2 separate regions of the Homo sapiens genome follow, and region 2 is linked to region 1. A link is an interaction called in ENCODE POLR2A ChIA-PET data of the cell type or tissue named here. Cell type or tissue: HepG2. All regions are shown on one strand. Links, peaks and the distances in the headings refer to the core of each region. The heading gives the core; the rest is flanking DNA. Region 1 has its middle 39 kb from the start of NFKBIA. Region 2 overlaps PRORP (protein only RNase P catalytic subunit).

Region 1 (10,841 bases), core at 1,044-9,043:
CTGAGAGTTAATTAAACCTCTTTTCTTCATAAATTACCCAGTCTCAGGTAGTTCTTCTTCTTCTTTTTTTTAGATGGAGTCGCATTCACTCTGTTGCCCAGGCTGGAGTGCTGTGGTGCGATCTTGGCTCACTGCAACCTCCACCTCCCAGGTTCAAGTGAGTCTCCTGCCTCAGCCTCCCGAGTAGCTGGGATTACAGGCATCTGCCACCATGCCCGGCTAACTTTTGTATTTTTAGTAGAGACGGGTTTCACCATGTTGGCCAGGCTGGTCTCGAACTCCTGTCCTCAGGTGATCTGCTCGCCTTGGCCTCCCAAAGTGCTGGGATTACAGGTGTGAGCCACCATGCCCAGCCTCAGGTAGTTCTTTATAGCAATGTGGGAATGGACTAATACAATGTGTTTGTGTGTGAATACACACACACACACACACACACACACACACACACACACACAGGTCTGTGAGGCTAAACACCTGATGGAAAAAATGTTCTCAGTTCCAGCTACTCAGGAGGCTGACATGTGAGGAACGCATGAGCCTTGGGGGCAGAAGTTGCAGTGAGCTGAGATCACCTCACTGCATTCCAGCCTGGACAACTGAGCGAGACCCTGTCTCAAAAAAAAAAAAAAAAAAAGAAAAAGAAAAAGAAAAAGAAAAACTGTTCTGTGACTGTTGCTGTGATGTTCTGTAGCACCACTTTAAAAAGTCTCCTAAGGACCAGTGAACCTGGATTCAAACTTGAACAGTGTCTATCCAGGACTCAGTCTCCATTGATGCCTAACGAAAACCCTCCCACAACTCATACATCCTATTCAAAGTTTCCCTTTCTATCACATAGCCACCCATATGACTACCTCAAGTGAGTGCAAGAAAGCCCCTTTGTACCTTTATATGAAGTGCAGGATTTTAAAAGGTCAAGCAGCACTCAGAAAATAGCTGCTTAAACAGCAAAACAGGGCCAGGCATGATGGCTCACACCTGTAATCCCAGCACTTTGCGAGGCTGAGCCAGGTGAATCACTTGAGGCCAGGAATTTAAGACCAGCCTGGGCAACATAGGGAGACCTCATCTCTATTTTAAAAAAAAAAACAAAAGGGTTTTTCAGGGAGATGCTTGGATTTTATCTGGAGAACCCAAAAGTCTAGATACCCACACACCTGGGCTAGTTTACTTCCAGCCCCGTTCCGGGAAAGGGGCTGAGCAAGAGACCTTCATGATTTGGTGGGAAGTTGAAGCGGGGCTGGGACCAGGGCTGTCATCCCAAAGTTACCACCTGAGACGGCCCTGCCTTGTAAATAGAGGGCAGGTGCAGATGGAGCTGGCAGCGTTCTAGTGGCCACATTTTAAAAATAGGTGAAACGGGCCAGGCACAGTGGCTCACGCCTATAATCCCAGCACTTTGGGAGTCTGAGATGGGTGGATCACCTGAGGTCAGGAGTTCGAGACCAGCCTGACCAACATGGTAAAACCCAGTCTCTAGTAAAATACAAAAATTAGCCAGGTGTGGTGGCAGGCGCCTGTAATCTCAGCTACTGGGGAGGCTGAGGCAGTAGAATCACCTGAACCCAGGAGGCAGAGGTTGCAGTGAGCCCAGATCATGCTACTGCACTCCAGCCTGGGTGAGAGTGAGACTCCCTCTCAAAAAATGAAAAATAAAAACAGGTGAAATGAATTCTAATCTATTTTGTTTAATAAAAAATAATTAAAAGATTATTTCAACATGTAATTGATGACAATGACTGTTACTTATTTTACAGTCCCTTTTCCTCACTGAGCCTTTGAAACCCAGTGTCTATTTTACATTTACAGTGAATCCCGTTTCAGACCATCCACATTTCGGTGCTCACTAGCATTATGTGGGCAGTGAACAGCACAGATCTAGAACTTTTATATCTCCTTTTCTTTTATTTTTTCTTTCTTTTTTTTTTCTTTTGAGATGCAGTTTTGCTCTTGTCACCCAGGCTGGAGTGCAATGGTGCAATCTCGGCTCACCGCAACCTCCGCCTCCCGGGTTCAAGCGAGTCTCCTGCCTCAGCCTCCCGAGTAGCTGGGATTACAGGCACGCGCCACCACAGCCAGCTAATTTTTTTTGTATTTTTAGTAGAGATGGGGTTTCACCATGTTGGTCAGGCTGGTCTCAAATTCCTGACCTCAGGTGATCTGCCCACCTCAGCCTCCCAAAGTTCTAGGATTACAGGCGTGAGCCACTGCGCCCGGAGTTCTTTTATTTTTTCTTTACTTTTCCCTTTTTTTCCCTTCCTTCCTTCTTCCCTCCTTCCCTTCTTTCTCCTTTTTTAGAAAATCAGATCATTCTTTAGAAATTGAGACAGATGTCTACCTGCCAACGACATTCACCCAGGCAGATGATGCTGGGAAACCTTATTTTCCAGAATTCTCTGCTTTCCTGTCGCTGCTCCCTCCTGGCACTTTTTGGGCTTCTGGCAGGCCACTGGTTAGCAGGGCACAAAGATCTCCCCTAGCACATTCAGCTTCCCACGGGCTCATCTGTCTCCATGGAATGGTGAGGGCAGGCTCACATGGGGCCTTCCTTCTTTTCCAGCAGTGGCTTCAGTATTTGCCAAGACTCCCCATGTCTTTTTCGTGCCTGGAGTTTCACTTTGCATGGGTGGCTGGTAGCCAGAAGGCCCTTCTACCTTGGAGAGTCCCTGCATCCATCTCTGGGCTTGAGGACAACTTTGAGCCCCAAAATCGGGCTCTCATAGAAGTAATTCCATTGTCACATGTCCTGCAGCAATCCTGGAACACCACTCTGGGAAATAAGCTCCTGGAAAAAAAATTGGGGAGGAATTTTGAGGAGGTGTGTAGTCCAGAAAGATTTGGAATGAAGTAATCTTTTAGGCATAAATTTACCAGAAGCCAGTATTTCTTTATTTGCATTTCCTTTCATTATCAAGCAAAGTAACACACACACACGCGCGCGCGCACACACACGCGCACACACGCACAGGCACGCACGCATGTACACATGCACGCACACGGACACATGCACACACACGCACACGCATATGGACACAACGCAGACATGCATGCACACACGTGCACGCACGCACACACACACTTGCACACACACACACGCACCCTGCTTGCAGTTATGCAATGGTTTGTGCAGTTGCTGTGAGCCCAGAAGCGCTTGTCTGAGTGTGCATATCCCTGGCTTCCTGCACTGAGGGCAACAGGAGGCAGTGGGAATTTCTCAAATGTTCACAAGAATGTCGAGAGGGCGTTCTGAGTAATCAAAACTCCTTGAACTTGTGGGAAAATGCAGTCCCAATTTCCTTTTCGAGACAATGGTCTTTGAAAGCTGTATGCCACGAGAGTTTTCGTTTGTTTATGGTTAGAGAATATGGTAAAATGCACGTCTGTGGAAGGCCCCAGGAGTGAGAAATCCTGCCACATGGATGGTGCGGCCCTAAGTGCAGGGCAAACTTGTATTCTCCAGCTGGCACTAATGCCTGCTGCATCGCTGACCCACTCAGCTTCAGTGTTTTGGCCATTAGTGTGATCAGCCTAACAAAACTCTTATGTCATTCTCGTTACCCTTTTCTCTCTTAGGAAGCCAACTCTCAGGGTCTTCCTCCGCTTCTGTTCTCTCATGCCCCTTGGTGGAGGCTCCCAGATGGACGCTCAGACACGGAAGGTCCAGGGAGATGCGTGGATCTGCCGCCATGTGGGTGGACCAAGCTGTTGCCTCCATTGGAAGCCTCTGTCCGGTGCCACATCCTCCCTGGGTTCCAGTCCCCACCTGCCAGGTTGACAATTAGGCAATTTGATTTACTAAGGAGAAGACAAAGAAAGAAAAGGAGAAATATTTCAAGAAAAAAAAGACTGTGAAAAAGAAAAAGTGAAAAAATAGGGAATATAGAAAAAAAAACCGCAATCAGGAGAGAGAAATAAAGAATTCCAGGATGATGAGTCTGGATGGAGAAAGCCTCCGTTTCCCCACTCCAGAAGTCTGAGCTGAGTGAACTCCTTAGCATTAAGGGAGGTGTCTCTATGGAGGACTGAATATGTCTTGCGAGAGGTGGGGCAGGTGGGATGGGGGGTGGGGTGGAGTGCTATCCCAGTTAAGCCTTTAGGTACTAGGTACCCAGGAGGTCTCATTAATTCTGGAATCATTTTGATATATTAGATACGCTCAAGGATGAGCTGTGTGCTGTTTCTCTTGCTGTACTATGTGGTCCAGATTCCAGACTCCAGAGCCCTTAGGCAAGCCCAGAACTGTCCCCACAATCTCTGGGTGGCAGCTGCCCCAATCATGGCTGTCCAACCTACAGGAGCAACTAAACATGGGATTCCCAGGCAGGGAGGAGATGCTGTAGGGTGGCGGAACCTGCAGCATGGATAGCCACCTACTCTGTCCTCTCTGTCAGGACAGCCTGACCGAGGCCCACAAGTGGCTGCTCACTCCTCCCGGCCTGACTGCACCAGTCTAGACTGGGCTCTTAGCATCTGTCACCTGGCCTTTGTTGTTTTAAGGAGCACAATAATAATAACAATAATTTAAAAAAAAAAAAACTCTTTTGGCTGGGTGTGGTGGCTCACACCTGTTATCCTAGCACTTTGGGAGGCCGAGGTGGGCAGATCACTTGAGGCCAGGAGTTTGAGACCATCCTGGCCAACATGGTGAAACCCTGTCTCTACTAAAAATACAAAAATTAGCTGGGTGTGGAGACAGATGCCTAAAATCCCAGCTACAGATTCTGTCTCCAGAAAAAAAAAAAAAAAAAAAGCCAGGTATGATGGCGCACCACCATAGTCCTAGCTACTCAGAAGGCTGAGGCACAAGAGTCGTTTGAACTCTGGAGGCAGAGGTTGCAATGAGCCAAGATCGCACCACTGCACTCCAGCCTGGATGACAGAGCAAGACTCTGTCTCAAAAAATAAATGAATAAAGATTAAAAAGAAATAAAAAACTATTTTGAGCCAGGCATAGTGGCTCATGCCTGTAATCCCAGCACTTTGGGAGGCTGAGGTGGGAGGATCACTTGAAGCCAAGAGTTCGAGACCATCCTGGGCAACATAGTGAGACTCTGTCTCAATAAATAAAAAAATAAATAAATAAATGAAACTCCTTTGAGGATCTCAACCAACATGAGCTGTTTGTAATTCCAGAAATAGCCCGGACACTGAGTGGCCCTACCCCCTCAAAGGATTCCAGGACAGCTCCCACCTTCTTAGAGGGATGTGGAGGGAGAGCCGGCCCTGGGCATGTGACTTCTGTGCCCTCAGCCGCTGTTGGCTCACTCTGAGGAGGTCCAGCCTCCCTCCCATGGGTCACACAAGCATCTCTCCTCTTCCCCGAGGAGCAAGAACACAGGGAACGTCTACATCGAAAGGAGGAGCTTTAGGGTTTTGTGCCAGCTTCACTTCATTTCTTCTGCTGTTGGTTCATTCATCTAACAGAATTTATTGAAGTCCTAAGGGGTGGGGACACAGAACTGAACTCTCCTGGTCCTGGCCCTGAGGGGCCCCTGCCTGGACGGCTTGAACCCGGGAGGGCCAGGCCCACCTCCCGTGGGGCCCGTTTTCCCCTCTGGGAGGTGGGCAGCCTCACTCAGAAAAGTGCTTGTAGAGCAGTTTCACCCCTTTGTGAATGAGCTTCGGCAAGCACAGGGGTGAGTCACGGCCTTGGTGACACAGAACACATGACTTCGAATTGCCCAGAAGTATGACTGGTGCCCTGGCCTGTGCTTCCCCACCCTGAGGGGGAGGCCACTGTCAGCTCAGAACAAGGGATCCAAAGATGACCTTTCTTGTTTTCCAAAGACCTGCTGTCAGCTGAGGCCTTTCAAGGCCCTGTATATCCATGGTGAATTCCTGGAAGGCAGCTTGAAGTAACCACTGAATGGGTTTGGTTTCTTTTTTTTTTTAATTATCTAAGCAAAGCACCTTTCTCCAAAAAGAGCAAATTCACTTGTGGGTCACTTCCTGTGGGAAGATGGAAAATGTTCTTACTTGGGAGTAGATGGGGAGAGCAGGCCCAGCTCCAATAGCTTGCTGGTGCCACTGAGATTCTTGAGCCTGGAGGATCCTGGCTGACTTGCTCCAGACCTGGCGGAGGGTCTGTCTCAGTCACGGTTCTCCCCAGCGATGACCGAGAACTGGTCCCAGTTCCTGACATGCTGTGGGTCCAGTGTGACCCACAATCTGCCTGGCCCATCCCCTCGGCGGGCGCACCTCTCCTAGTGTAGGATGAAGCATAAATGGCAGAAACCAGCAGGCGCCGCTTCTGTGTCCACCGAGTCAGCTGGGATCCATGCAGCTGGTGGCTTGTCGGTGGCAGGCCAAGGCCTGAGTCATGTCCCCGTCACAGCCTTCAGTGGAGGGCTGACCCACAGAGGAAATTACACAGCACTCTGTGGCCCATGATGGAGTCAGGGGCTTTTCCAAGGGCATCAACTGGGAAGGCAGAAAGAAGTCATCACCCACGCTGGAGTCTAAGGCTTGGGGACCCCCACTTACTCCAGGGGAGAAGGCCTGGTGACCTCGGGGACAGCGAGGCCTGTGCAAACCTCTTCCACAGCCCTCCACTGGCCAGCAGGGTGCCCACAGTCCCGACCCCTCTGTGACAGCGCTGCATGCTCACCGAGCCAGCCTTGCCCCACATGGTTCCTTGGGCTGCAGCCAGAAGTCCATCCGCAGCCTTTTACCCAGATCCACACCAGCCCCAACCCTCAGTCAGAAAACACAGCACCTCCAATGGAGCCAGAGGCCACCCCTCTCAGATAGCTGTGTGACTCTGGCAACTAAATTCAACTCTGTGGGCATCAGTCTCTTCATCTGTAAAATGGGTCTTGAACACGGGGCTTCAGTCTCTTCATCTATAAAATGGGTCTTGAACACCTACCTGACCAACTTGTGGTGAAGATGAAATGAAACTATGCAAAGGCCTGGCATAGAGCCGGCACACAGTGGGTTCTCTGTACATGGTCCTCGCTCTCAGCCTGCTCTGTTGCAAAATCCAGGTTGGCACTACCCCCCAGGGCTCAGCCCTCAGCGTTATCCCTTTCCTTCCCCATACCCAGTCTCCCAACCCTTCGTGCAAGTGTGTGGTGGAGGAGACCGAAGCTCCACATCCAAATGGAGGGGTTGACTCCTCTGTAGTGAGGGGTCAGCCTAGCTTGAGTCACTGGGAGACTGTCTTCCAGCCTCCCCTTGCCCACCCCAGACCTGACATCCCAGGGCCACCCTGCAGGGAGCCTGAGGTGGAGGGGCCTGGCTACCTGTCTGCAAATGTGGAGCCGGGGGAGGTTGGTTGGCAGAAAGGAGGGAGAAGTGACGAGGCGCCCCAGGCCCTGTGCCTGGAGTCAGAAGGGCCAGCTCTGGGAGAACCTTCACCCTCGTGGAGACTTTGCCTCAGAATGTTTGCCTGGAACCCAGCCCACCAGGGCTGACACCTGAGGCTGAGGCTGCCCTGTCATGCCCCTTCCACACCAGGGGCTCTGTGCTGGGATTGCTGTGGCCAGTTACGGGGAGGCCTGCAAGTTTGGGCAGCCGAGGTCATGCCTCTCAAAGAGGAGCCGGATGAATATATCAAGTAAATGTGCATTTCAGCTTGTGGTAGGGCCAGACACAGCTGTGTGTGTGTGTGTGTGTGTGTGTGTGTGTGTGTGTGTGTGTAAGGGGAGCAACATTCACTGTGCACCTACCATGTGGCAAGCTAGTGCTAGGCCCTGTACTTGTACTATTTCATTTAATGAGTTTAATTTGCATGGCTGCTTCTGTGGCATTCCAGAGTGGCTTTTCACACTTTCTTTGGCTGGGGTGGGGGTGGGGAGAACTGTATTTCTATTTTTATCTTCCCATGGTGGGGTGCTCTGCTCATGGGGCCCCTTATCTCCCCCGGCACTTTCCCCTACATCCGGCTGCAACTAGAAGCTTTCGGTATGCAAAGGGAACTTGCAGCTTCACAACAGCCCCCTCACCCGCCTCCTCCCAGCCCTGCATGGGGGTCAGGCCACCTCTTCCCCAGGAGGACCCTTCTTCTCTTCTGGGCTGGATGGAGGCAGGATCTGTGCTTCTCCCTCAAACCTGGGAACCAACTGGGAGGGACATCTTCTCCTTTCACCCTCTTGCCCCAGCAGCTCAGGGGTTCATTTGGATGAATGGGCCCTGCCTGTAGCAGCCTGGCATGGGGGCAAACCAGGACTCCACATGGCTGAGGAGCTCCCCGGGCCCCTGCACTCCATTGGGTTGACTTATTTTAACCCATTGCACTCCCAGCTGAGCTTTAGAGGGCAAGGTTTGGGGTTAGTGGGTAGCCTTGGGGTTGGAGGTGCAGTCCCGCATAGTGACTTGACATCTAGGAAGAGCTCATTGTTCTGAATGTGATCTTTACAACCACCCTGAGGCTGGTCCCTAAAGCTATGCTCTGGAAATGAGTCCAAGTGTCCCCAGTCTGTTTTCCTCATTCCTCTGCTTACAAACAAAGGTGCACTTTTACTTGGTAGGTACAGTTGTGGGTAGTTTATTTGATTTTGCAAAAGCAAAACTCTTTGTAATATTTTATGATGTTGGGATGCGAAGTGCGTTTATTCTCATTTCTTTTTCTTTTGTTTCTCCCCTCACCCCAGAGAGGTGAATAGTCTCATTTTTAAGCAATGTGCAGATACTGGTGCCTTTCTTCAGCTGGAACTGTGTACAAAAGTGGCCCGGAGAAGGATCAATGACAGGCAGCTTAAATTTCTAAGGGGTGTCAGGGTGGAACGTGTGATTCAGAGCTTGCACCCACTCCAGGGGCTTTCCTGGACAGAGGGGCTGGGCTGCCCAGGCCTCCTGGGTGACCGCGGGGGCAGGAGAGCAAATGCCTGGGGACGCCCTCCCAGACTCTGCCAGAAAGAAGCCCGCAAACCCAGCGAGGGGCAGGGCGGCTGGGGTGAGATTTTTTAACTCTTGAGATATCGGAATACAGCTATTTTTCATACGGTTATCTCTAAATTGCAAAGACAAAAGAAAACCACTTAAACATCAGCTAGCTGTGCCAGACATTTGTCCCTCTGGCCACGTCTTGGGGACAGCGGCGCTGCGGCTCTGGCCCGTGGGATCCTGGTTGGGCTCAGCCCCGGGGAAAACGCTGCAGAGATGGGCGGCGGAGGGTGAGCCGAGGTCCGGGTTTATTTCCTGGACTCCCTGTGGGCTCTTCACTGGCGTTGCGGGGTCACCTGAGGGCTGCACTGCGCTCGCGCTGCTGCTCCTCTTTCCTTCTCTCACTGGGTCGCTTCTGGGTTCAGGCAGGGTCCGGGCAGCTGTCGCGCGCCCGGGTTCCAGCACTAACCCTCGTGGCTGCCCCACGCTGGGCCCTGGCCTTTGTAAACGGTTCCTTTATTAAACTCTCTCCAAATACCCACGGCATGCGTGTGACAGCGGACTCCTTCCTGCCCGTCACACCGGCGATGTGCACAAAAAGTATCTCAGACCCTCTCCTCACCCCACCTGATCCCGTCAAAAAGGCCTCCATGAACGCCACCCTCCATGCTGGGGTCTCGGGGCCTGCAAGATCCCAGCTCAGTGGATTTGAAGGAACTGATGGGCCTGGAGTCTGGCAGTGTGAATGAATACATTCTGGGAGCAGGCCCCGCCGCAAACTCCCGTTTCAGACCTATGGATGTGCCAAGCACACTCCTCCCCAGGTGGGGCCTCCGGAGGCACCGGGGATCATATGTCCATCATGGATCCGACTGAGACCACCGCTGTACCAAGCCGGGTGCGGGGGCACCTGGGCATACAGGGCCCTGCAGGTGCGGCCGGGCTGCGGGGAGGCCCCTCCTTCCGCACCAGCTCCACCCGTGGTAGGGCAGGGATGACACTTCTCAGCTCCTGGTAGGGCAGGGATGACACTTCTCAGCTCCTGGGCCAGACGCCAATAAGCGGACCCAGGGGCCACACCCAGTCCTAGAAGGAAAAGGGGCGGCCGGAGGTCGGGGCTCACTAGGAGATGCTGCCTTTTCTGGCACACACCGCCCCGGGATGCTGACAGCCAGTCAGCTTTCGGAGAAACAGGAAACGGTCTCAGACTGGTCCACGCTTGGCACTCATGTTTTTTTCCAGGTCTAGAGAGCAGCAAGAAACGCATCCTGTTACCGTAATATGAGTCAGATGAATCCTGTTGTGTCCTCCAGGTGTCCAGATGTACAGCCCGGGTTGGGGCGGGGACTGCAACGCAAAGGAAGCTAGACTTTGCAAGCTAGAGGAGAGGTTGGGGAGCTTCTGACCAGTTCTCTAATCACCTGAATTTCACAGACCAGGAAGGGGCCTGGGAGTTGGAGCTTGCTCATGAGTTGCAGAGCCGGACCAGAACCCAGGAATCCCAGCTTGGTGCAGCGCCCTTCCCTCTAACCCTGCTCTCTTGGCACTCAGCGTTCTCTGAGCAGCTTTTCTAAACTCTTTGCCAAAAGCCTGGAGTCTCAGACCAAAGAGGCTTAGTTGAAAACTGGTTTTTCAGAATCCTTGGCATATTAAGAAAAGTAAATGCCACCTCCTCCTGAAGCTGACACTGCCTTTGCAAAAAATTTAACAGTGAGGATGAGGAAATGATGACAGTGAAAGGGATCTGACTTAACCAACTCCATCCTGCCTTTAACCTCCAAAGTGCCCCTGGTCATTCTTAGGTGTGAGCCAAGCTAACGCTGGGAGAAATTTAGTTTATAGTTTAAATGATAATAGCTCTTCTACAAAATTAAACCACTTTTGTAAAATGAATGAAAGGCCACCAGGTTAGGACGATGAGAGGGGCTTGAGCTCTGCTAAGATGTACACATAGTTCAATGATTACCAGCCATTATTCCAGAAGTCACAAGATTTGTAACTTCTCCAATTACTTT
Region 2 (10,841 bases), core at 1,015-9,014, 210 kb before region 1:
TGCTTGAGGCCAGGAGTTCGACACCAGCCCGGGGAACATAGTGAGATCCCATCTCTACAAAAAAATTTTTTTTTTAGTTAGCTCGGCTTGGTGGTGTGTACCTGTAGTCCTAGCTACTTTGGAAGGCTGAGTTTGTAGGATCACTCAAGCCCAGGAGTTCAAGGTTACAATGAGTTGTGATTGTGCCACTGAACTCCAGCCTGGGAGACAGAGTGAGACTCTGCCTCTAAACAACAACAAAACTTATCTTTCCACTATGCTGTAGACTATTAAGTGTGCAATAGCATTATGTCTAAAAAAATATATATAGATACCTTAATTTAAAAATACCTTATTGCTAAAAAATATGCTGGTGGTCATCTGAGCCTTCAGCAAGTTGTAATCTTTTTGCTGATGGCAAGTCTTGCCTTGATGTTGGTGGCTGCTGACTGATCAAAGTGGTGGTGTTTGTTGAAGGCTGGGATAGCTATGACAATTTCTTTATTTTTTTGAGACAGGGTCTCACTCTGTCACCCAGGCTGGAGTGCACTGGCAAGATCATGGCTTACTGTAGCCTCCACTTCTCAGGCTCACATGATCCTCCCACCTCAGCCTCCTGAGTAGCTACAACTACAAGCTCACATGACCATGTCTAGCTAATTTTTTCTAATTTTTTGTCGAGCTGGGGTTTTGCCACATTGCCCAGGCTGGTCTTGAACTCCTGGGCTCAAACGATCCACCCACCTCAGCCTCCCAACATGCTGGGATTACAGGCATGAGCCACTGTGTGGCAATTTCTTAAAATAAGACAATAATGAAGTTTGCCACATAAATTGACTCTTCTTATCACAAAATATTTTTCTGCAGCATGCAGTGCTTTTTGAAAGCATTTTACCACATTAGAACTTTTTTCAAAATTGGAGTCAATCCTCTGAAATCCTGCTGCTGCCTTGTCAACTAAGTTTACGTAATATTCTAAATTCTTTGTTATCATTTTAACAATATTTACAACGTGTCTACTAGGAGTGAGTTTTATTTCAAGAAACCACTTTCTTTGCTAATCCATAAGAAGAAATTCCTAATCCAAGTTTTATTTTGTGATTGAAGCAATTCAGTCACATCTTCAGGCTCCACTTCTAATTCTAGTTCTCTTGCTATTTCCACCATATCTGCAGTTCCTTCTTCCACTGAAATTTTGAATCCCTCCGAGTCATCCATGAGGGTTGGTGTCAACTTCTTCCAAACCTGTTACTGTTGATATTTCAACCTCTTTCCATGAATCACAAATGTTCTTAGTGGCATGTAGATCGGTGAATCCTTTCCAGAAAGTTTTCCGTTGACTTTGCCCAAATCCTTCAGAGCAATCACTGTCTATGACAGCTATAGCCTTACAAAACATGTTTTTCAAATAATAAGACTAGAAAGTCGAATTTACTCTTTTATCCATGGGCTTTAGAATGGATGTTGTGTTGGTAGACATGAAAACAACTTTCATCTCCTTATACATCTCCATAAGAGCTCTTGGGTGACTAAGTGCATTGTCACTGAGCAATAATATTTTGAAGAGTCTTTTTTTTGGAGCAGTAGGTCTCCACAGTGGGCTTGAAATATTCAGTAAACCATGCTGTAGACAGATGTGCTGTTAGCCAGGCTTTGTTCCATTGATAGAGCATAGGCAGAGGAGATTCAGCATAATTGTTAAGGACTCTAAGATTTTTGGAATGGTAAACGGGCATTGACTTCAATAAAGTCACCAGCTGTATTAGCCCATAACAAGAGAGTCAGCCTGTCCCTTGAAGTTTTGAAGTCAAGCATTGACTTCTCTCTAGCTATGAAAATTCTAGATGGCATCTTCTTCCAATAGAAGGGGCTGTTTTGTCTCCACGGAAAATCTGTTGCTTAGTGTAGCCACCTTCATCAGTGATCTTAGATCTTCTGGATAGCTTGCTGCAGCTTCTACATGAGTACTTGCTGCTTCACCTTGCACTTTTTTTGTTTTTTGTGTTGGTTCCACCAGTCTGTGCCCATAACCTCCCAGCAGCCTACATGTTGCACTTTTTAATTTTTTTTTTTTTTTTTTTTTTTTTGAGACGGAGTCTCGCTCTGTGGCCCAGGTGGGAGTGCAGTGGCGCAATCTCGGCTCACTGCAAGCTCCGCCTCCCAGGTTCACGCCATTCTCCTGCCTCAGCCTCCCGAGTAGCTGGGACAACAGGCGCCCGCCACCACGCCCGGCTAATTTTTTTGTATTTTTAGTAGAGATGGGGTTTCACCGTGTTAGCCAGGATGGTCTCGATCTCCTGACCTCGTGATCCGCCCGCCTCGGCCTCCCAAAGTGCTGGGATTACAAGCGTGAGCCACCGCGCCCGGCCTAATTTTTTTTTTTAATACAGTGTCTCATTCTGTCATCCAGGCTGGAGTGTGGTGCTATGATCATAGTCCACTGGGGCCTCGAACTCCTGTGCTCAAGTAATCCTCCCATCTAGGCCTCCCAAGTAGCTAGGACTACAGGCATACCACCATACCTGGATCATTTTTAAATTTTTTGTAGAGATAGGATCTTGCTATGTTGCCCAGACTGGTCTCGAACGCCTGACCTCAAGTGATCCTCTTGCTTCAGCCTCCCAAAGTACTGTGATTACAGGTGTGAGCAACCATGACTGGCACCTTGCATTTTTATGTTATGGGGATTGCTTATTTTCTTAAACCTCTTGAGCCAAATTCTGCTGGCCTCCAACTTTTCTTCTACGGCTTCATCACCTCTGTCAGCCTTTGTGGAATTGAAGCATTCAGGTCTTGCTTTGGCTTAAGAGAATGTTGTGGCTGGTTTGATGTTTCATCCAGACCACCAAAACTTTCTTCATATCAGCAATAAGGCTATTTTGCTTTCTTATCATTTATTTGTTCACTGAAGTAGCACTTCTGATTTCTTTCGAGAACTTTGCATTTGCAAAGTTTGGTACCTAGCTTTTGGCCTATCTTAGCTTTTTTGTTTTGTTTTGTTTTGTTTTTTAAGGCGGGGAGACAGAGTCTCACTCTATCACCCAGGCTGGAGTGCAGCGGCATAATCTCAGTTCACTGCAACCTCTGCCTCCCAGGTTCAGTTGAGCAATCCTCATGCCTCAGCCTCCCGAGTAGCTGGGGATTACAGGCATGTGTCACCACACCGGCTAATTTTTAGTAGAGATGGGGTGTCGCCATGTTTCCCAGGCTGGTCTGGAACTTCTGGCCTCAAGTGATCCGCCTGCCTCGGCCTCCCAAAATGTTGGGATTACAGGCGTGAGCCACCATGCCCAGCCCTGTCTTAGCTTTTGACATGCCTTCCTCACTAAGCTCAGTGATTTCAAGCTTTTGATTTAAAGTGTAAGACCGGAGACTCTTCCTTTCACTTGAACACCTAGAGGCCATCGTAGAATTATTAATTGGCCTAATTTCAGTATTGTTGTGTCTCAGGTAATAGGGAGGCCTGAACAGAGGGAGAAAGATGGGGAAATGGCTGTTGGTGGAGCAATCAGAAGTCACACAACATTTATTGATTAAGTTTACTGTCTTACAGCAGCACGGTTTCTGGTGCCCTAAAACAATTACCATTCAGGTATGTCGGTGCAAGAATTCTGGCCAAAAATGTAAAGCTTCTAGAAAAATCAATGAATTCAGAATTTTAGGAAGGTTAAAAAGTTAAAAGGACAAGCAGGTCACTCCTAGCAGTGGCCTTCCCAATGTCAAATGTTTTCCTTATTTCTTCATTCTTTTTCTTTTATGTAACACTTGACTGAAATTCTACCAGCTGGGATCCAGGCTTTTTTATGAGATTTAGCTTGAAGCAGTGTACTTTCCTCCTAAAGCCTAGCTGAGTTTGGCTTTACAAGGAAATGAAAATTATGTGTGGCTATGGGTGTTTGGCTGCTGCTGTTTTAGAGTTGGGTTGGTGATTTTTCATAGAGAACGTTTTGAGGGGCTGATCTGAGGGGGGTGCTCAAATGGAAAGTTTTGTGTGGAGTAGTGTGCTAGAGACAGAGGGATAAAGTCACCTTTAGGAGGTTGAAACAAGGTGGGAGTGTGCAAAGGAGATACTTGACTTTTCTTGTGCTAAGGGCAAGAGAGTCTTATCTTTCTTACAGCGAGTGATCTTTTCTCTCTCAGATTCAGGTTGGCATTATTACTGTTATACTATAACCCATTGCATCATTTGGCTTGGAAACCAAGCCATTTTTAAATTAATTTTTATTTATGGGAAAAGTGTTGTGAGTTCTTTATAATCATCTACTAAGTGAATTTTTAGAAACAGTATTTGGAAGTGAGGTACGTCCCAGAGTGATACACTTTTAGTGTTATTTTTCTTAAAAGATTCTGCCTAGGATTTTTGATTTAGTTTTTCTATAGCTATTGCTTAAATGTATCGATTTTATTGCTTTTTCATTTGGTCTTCTTAGAGAATAGAATAATGTAAATAAGATACTAGATTAGAAACAGTAATACTGGTGCTGAAGACAGACAGCTTACTTCTGAAGGAAGAGAAAACTACCAGTGTGAAAGAGCAGCAGCTGAGATGTTGAGAATAAGGCCTCTGATCACCACTGAACCAAACTCCCGATCTTTATACACATGTATAGTCTTCCCTATCTCAGTAAATACAACTTTTTCCTTCTAGCTATTCAGGTCAAAAAGGTCAGAATCATCCTTGATTCCCCTCTTTCCTTCATATCCCCATTCTAATCTGCCAGCACTCCCTATTTTCCATCTCTGCTTTATTTTTCTCCATAGCACTTATCTGACATGCTACACACACACATACACACACACACACACACACACACACACACACACACACAGAGCTTTTACTATATATCTTTTCTCTGTATAGAGTGAAAGCACCACAAGGGTAGGGATTTTTAAATGCCTGTTTAGAACACTGTTGTATCCTCATAACTCAGAATAGTGCTTTACATAAAGATGCTCAATTTGTTGAATAAATGAATAATAGTTACCATTTACTGAATTCTTAGTGTCAGGCTAAGATCTTTGTGCTAGGATCTTTGTATCAGTTATCTCTAATTTTTTTTCTTCTTTTTTTTTTGTTAATCCATCTTTTTTTTTTTTTTTTTATTGATCATTCTTGGGTGTTTCTCGCAGAGGGGGATTTGGCAGGGTCATAGGACAATAGTGGAGGGAAGGTCAGCAGATAAACAAGTGAACAAAGGTCTCCGGTTTTCCTAGGCAGAGGACCCTGCGGCCCTCCGCAGTGTCTGTGTCCCTGGGTACTTGAGATTAGGGAGTGGTGATGACTCTCAACGAGCATGCTGCCTTCAAGCATCTGTTTAACAAAGCACATCTTGCACCGCCCTTAATCCATTCAACCCTGAGTGGACACAGCACATGTTTCAGAGAGCACAGGGTTGGGGATAAGGTCATAGATCAACAGCATCCCAAGGCAGAAGAATTTTTCTTAGTACAGAACAAAATGAAGTCTCCCATGTCTGCTTCTTTCTACACAGACACAGCAACAATCTGATTTCTCTATCTTTTCCCCACCTTTCCCCCTTTTCTATTCCACAAAACCGCCATCATCATCATGGCCCGTTCTCAATGAGCTGTTGGGTACACCTCCCAGACGGGATGGTGGCCGGGCAGAGGGGCTCCTCACTTCCCAGAAGGGGCGGCCAGGCAGAGGTGCCTCCCACCTCCCGGATGGGGCAGCGGCCGGGTGGAGGCGCCCCCCACCTCCCTCCCGGACGGGGCGGCTGGCCGGGCGGGGGCTGACCCCCCCACCTCCGCCTCCCTCCCAGACAGGGCGGCTGCCTGGCGGAGACGCTCCTCACTTCCCAGACGGGGCGGCTGCCGGGCGGAGGGGCTCCTCACTTCTCAGACGGGTCGGCCGGGCAGAGACGCTCCTCACCTCCCAGACGGGGTGGCGGCCGGGCAGAGGCGCTCCTCACATCCCAGACGGGGAGGCGGAGCAGAGGCGCTCCCCACATCTCAGACGGTGGGCGGCCGGACAGAGACTATCCTCATTTCCTAGACGGGATGGCGGCTGGGAAGAGGCGCTCCTCACTTCCCAGACTGGGCAGCCGGGCAGAGGGGCTCCTCGCATCCCAGACGATGGGCGGCCAGGCAGAGACGCTCCTCACTTCCCAGACGGGGTGGCGGCCGGGCAGAGGCTGTAATCTCGGCACTTTGGGAGGCCAAGGCAGGCGGCTGGGAGGTGGAGGTTGTAGCTAGCCGAGATCACGCCACTGCACTCCAGCCTGGGCAACATTGAGCACTGAGTGAGCGAGACTCCGTCTCAATCCCGGCACCTCGGGAGGCCGAGGCTGGCGGATCACTCGCGGTTAGGAGTTGGAGACCAGCCCGGCCAACACAGCGAAACCCCGTCTCCACCAAAAAAATACAAAAACCAGTCAGGCGTGGCGGTGCGCGCCTGCAATTGTAGGCACTTGGGAGGCTAAGGCAGGAGAATCAGGCAGGGAGGTTGCAGTGAGCCGAGATGGCAGCAGTACAGTCCAGCTTCAGCTCCGCATCAGAGGGAGACGGTGGAAAGAGAGGGAGAGGGAGACCGTGGGGAGAGAGGGATCTCTAATTTTTGTGACAATCCTACAAGGAAGGCAGCCTCCCCTTTTTTGCTAAACCTCAGAGAGGTTAAGTGACTTGCCAAGCAAGGTTTGTAAGTAACAGAATTAAGATTTGAATGCACATCTGTCTGATTCCCAAATATGAGTTCTATTCATTAAGCTTCCCTGTGTTCATAATGAAAGGGTCACTGAGAAGTTTAATAAGATAGTGTTCAGTGTTCTTCATTTGATGAAGGAAACTGTATACTATATTTCTGACAACAGTTTCCATCTTGGATTATCTTGACTTTAAAAGATTAAAACGAAATAAAATTGGTTGTTTAAAGGAACATGCCTCAGTTATCTGGAACATTTTGGTATATGTAGAGTGCATTATTCCCCCAAACTGCAAAGTAGAAGGGAGTATTATTTGTGTTCTTAGAGAAATTTAAGAGGTCCTCACTCAAGTACTAATTCTGTTTCTTAACTAATTTTAACTTGCTTTTTAAAAAGCAAATGTTTATATAAGGGTTATTATAAGCTAGTCACTGTTATGAGTACTTTATAAATATTAACTAACTTAACATATATCTTTATAATAACCTTGGAAAAGTTACTTCAGCACTTTCGTTCTTTTTCCTGGTCTTTAAACAGAGACAGTTGGACCAGATGATCTCCAAAGCCCACTCCAGCTCTGCAATGTTAAGGCTTTCTAACTAACACATAACACATAGTTATGTGTTAAGAAAAGTTAGATAAGGTCAGCTTTTCCTAGTGGGAACAGAGATGAGAGTGGAGCCCCAAAGACAGTGCACAGTAGAACAGGAAGTTGTGATTTAGGTGAATTAAAAGTGCAGAGTCTGTATGTAGCACAGTGTCAGTTTGGGAGGGAAGGAAGGCAGCATCAAATCGTTGTTGAGGTTTTGATGATGTGAAGCTCTTTAGTCTACCTTTCTCCTTTCCTTAATATCTAAAGGGAGAAATTCCAAGTTGTTATGTCTTGAGCAGAGCACATGACACCTCCTTATTAACCAGCACTACTTTTTAGCTATAGGTTGAAATTTGGCTCGTGGTTCTTCAAGATTTTAAGAAATAGTAAATAGGAGAGTTAAGGATTTGGTATGTGAAAATATCAAACCTGAATCTAGATGCATGAATCTGATCAAGCATCTAGAGCTCACTACTAATTTACTGGAAATACAGGGGGCAGAGGAATATGTTAAATTACACCTCAAGGGTACAATTACCAAATACCATCTGTGGGAAACTGCAAGACAACCCAGTTTCTTCCAATAAATGAATTGCCAAAAAAAAAAAAAAGAGATGGAGCAATGATCTATAGATAAAAGCAATTTGAGATAAAGCAACCATTTGCAGTGTATGGATCATATTGGGCCCTTAGTTCCTGATTTGAACAATCAGAGGAATCTGAACACCAGTTATTGGAGTTATTAAGACATTTTTGTTGATTTTTATTTAGGGTTAATAATGCTAGTGAGTTAAAACTCTTTTTTTTTTGAGGCAGGGTCTCAATCTGTTACCCAGGCTGGAGTGCAGTGGCACAATCACAGCTCACCACAGCCTCAACCTCCCGGGCTCAGGTGATCATCCCACCTCAGCCTCCTGAGTAGCTAGGACTACAGGTGCCTGCCACCACATCAGCTAAGTTTTGTACTTTTTGTAGAGAGGGGGTTTCACCATGTTGCCCAGGCTGGTCTCGAACTCGTGGGCTCAAGTGATTTCCCATTTTGGCCTCCCAAAGTGCTGGGATTACAGGCGTGAGCCACCATGCCTGACCCAAACTCTTTAGATTCAGAGCTAAACACTGAAATATTTATGGATTAAATGATGTGATGTCTGAGATATGCTTCAAAAATAACTGGGAAATAGGGGATGGAATAGATGGAGTTATATATGAAACAAGATTGGTCATGAGATGATAAAGCTAGTTTATGGGTTCATGGGGATTTATTATACTATTCTGTCTACTTTTATATATGTTTAAGATTTTCATCTTGAAAATCTTTTTTTATAAGCTAACAAAGGGCCAGCTGTGGTGGCTCACAACTGTAATCCCAGCACTTCGGGAAGCTGAGGTGGGAGGATTGCTTGAGCCCAGGAGTTTAAGACAAGCCTGGGCAACATAGCGAGACCTGGTGTCTATTTAAAAAAAAAAAAAAAAAAAAAAGCTGACAAATACACATATGCTTTCAGGATAGAAGTTATGAAAAGGGAGATTATAAAACAGTGCTTTCTTAGTGATTTTCATGCAGAAGCAACATCTTCCTAATCTTCCTATAGTAAAGATTTCCTCAAGTAAACATATTATATATTCATTATAATATAAATAGTATATATTCATTAGAAAGGATATAAACAGTTCAGAAATACCACTATAGAGAATGAAAGTCCCCTTCTTAAAGCAAATTATACTTTTTAAATGCTGAAAATTGTCATGTCATTTGCACGTTTCTTTTTCCATTTTTGAAACGCACAAGATAAAATTTCTTAATAGAGTAGAACAACTAATTTAGATTCAGAGTCAATTCTATAAAGGTTTCCTACTGTACTGCATTGTTTTTGCTTTGCAAAGAGGTTATTAACATTTTTTTTCTGGGTTAGGGGAGGAGTTTGAAAAAATCCTGTACAAGTTAATCCATTGTGTGGTAAAAGCTATAGCTGAAGAGGCAATGTGGAATACTCCAGTGTGCACAACCCCTGCTTTTATCATAGGTGGCAACTGCAGATTAATTCTGGTGTGGTTAGGCATTTCACAAAGGGAAATATGAACCTGAGAGCCTATGTCCCCAACAGTGCTAACTGGGAGATGTGGAGTGTGGGGATTTCCACTCTTTGTTAATAAGATCTCCGGCACATTTCCTCTTTGCTTTTGCATTTTCCTTGGTTATGAAGCAGCTGCAGAGAAGTAAAATGTGATTTCCTGTGTTTAAAAGAGTGCTGGCTTTTCTTTCAGAGACTTAAAATTGGAAGGGTGGAATGCATATGGATTGAGCTACCTACAGGGCTAATTTAAACATAGGTGTTTTATTTTTGTTTTTGTTTTTGTTTTTGTAATGAGTTCACTGCATTTGTGCCAGGAATATTTTTGTTCAGATGTTTTGAATTAGCAGATAACTCAGGTTGTCTCAAAAGCAGGCTTCTCTCTAGGCTGATCACTGCTTTAACAGTGTGATTCTTTGCAAGCTGACTGAAAAACCACTAATGGCAAAAGTGCATTCTGTCATATCAATAAAAATACTGTAGTTCCTTTGCAGATTCATGCAGTATAAATGCTTATCTTGATTATTTAACCTGTAAAATTCTCCAAAATGAGAAAAATAGGCAGAGGGTGTTTTTCAAGAAAATATGATAAGGCCATATCAAGGTACAGTGTCCCCAGATACAATGTCAGTGGGAAATGAAAAGAACTTATTCGCAGAGTAGATGCTTAGGAATCATTAGACTTAGGTGAAAGTTCCTATCATAAATTAATACCTTTTTTTGTAGTCGTTGTCAATATTTCTTGCCCTAATAATGGTAGTTCATTTTTTTCTTTTTTCTTTTCTTTTTTTTTTTTTTGAGACGGAATCTTGCTCTGTCGCCCAGGCGGGAGTGCAGTGGCTCCATCTCGGCTCACTGCAAGCTCCGTCTCCTGGGTTCACGCCATTCTCCTGCCTCAGCCTACCAAATAGCTGGGACTACAGGCGCCCGCCACCACGCCCAGCTAATTTTTTTTATTTTTAGTAGAGATGGGGTTTCACTATGTTAGCCAGGATAGTCTCAATCTCCTGACCTCGTGATCCTCCCGCCTCGGCCTCTCAAAGTGCTGGGATTACAGGCGTGAGCCACCGCGCCCGGACGTTCATTTTTTTCAAAATATACTTAGGAGCCTATCCTAAACATGGGCCAGACCTGTGGATATTTTTGGATGTGGTTTCTTCCCAAGTCATTCACCATTGTGTTGATGGTACAAGGCTTCTCCACTTACAATCAGAGAAACGTCAGATGACTATTAGTAAACAAGAACTGATTATTAAGTACCAGATTAGCAGAGCTGGATGATCAGATCCAAACCACAGCATTCATTGTTCCTGTAAACTATGTGATCAGTGAAGCTAAACTTGTGTTTAAAACCCAGGCACCCGCTGCCACACCCAGCTAATTTTTGTATTTTTAGTAGAGAGAGGGTTTCAGCATGTTGGCCAGGCTGGTCTCGAACTCCTGACCTCAAGTGATCTGCCTGCCTTGGCCTCCCAAAGTGCTGGGATTACAGTGTGAGCCACGGTGCCTGGCCTGTTACTTTCTATTAATAAGTAC

Evidence for each region. Peaks named below come from ENCODE experiments on the same cell type or tissue, not always from the same donor. Only the 100,000 strongest peaks of a DNase experiment are listed, where the experiment ranks them.
Region 2: POLR2A ChIA-PET joins it to region 1 with 11 read pairs; 2 of 35 experiments call an interaction of 5 or more read pairs at or near these places.

What each region holds. Positions count from the first base shown.
Region 1 is chr14:35,360,010-35,370,850 of GRCh38, forward strand. No RefSeq gene overlaps it. Among named protein-coding and RNA genes, the nearest start is that of NFKBIA, 39 kb to the right of the region's middle. RefSeq lists enhancers at 869-978, 7,318-7,907, 7,908-8,495, 8,496-9,084, a silencer at 7,614-7,663 and a cis regulatory region at 9,728-9,998. In HepG2, for the core only: no CTCF peak of the experiment used is centred there; a DNase peak (open chromatin) is centred at 5,712; H3K4me3 peaks cover 425 bases.
Region 2 is chr14:35,146,871-35,157,711 of GRCh38, forward strand. The region is part of intron 4 of PRORP (protein only RNase P catalytic subunit); the gene reads left to right. The region is part of intron 4 of PRORP-PSMA6 (PRORP-PSMA6 readthrough); the gene reads left to right. It also overlaps the pseudogene SEPTIN7P1. Among named protein-coding and RNA genes, the nearest start is that of PRORP, 30 kb to the left of the region's middle. RefSeq lists an enhancer at 6,015-6,516. In HepG2, for the core only: no CTCF peak of the experiment used is centred there; no DNase peak of the experiment used is centred there.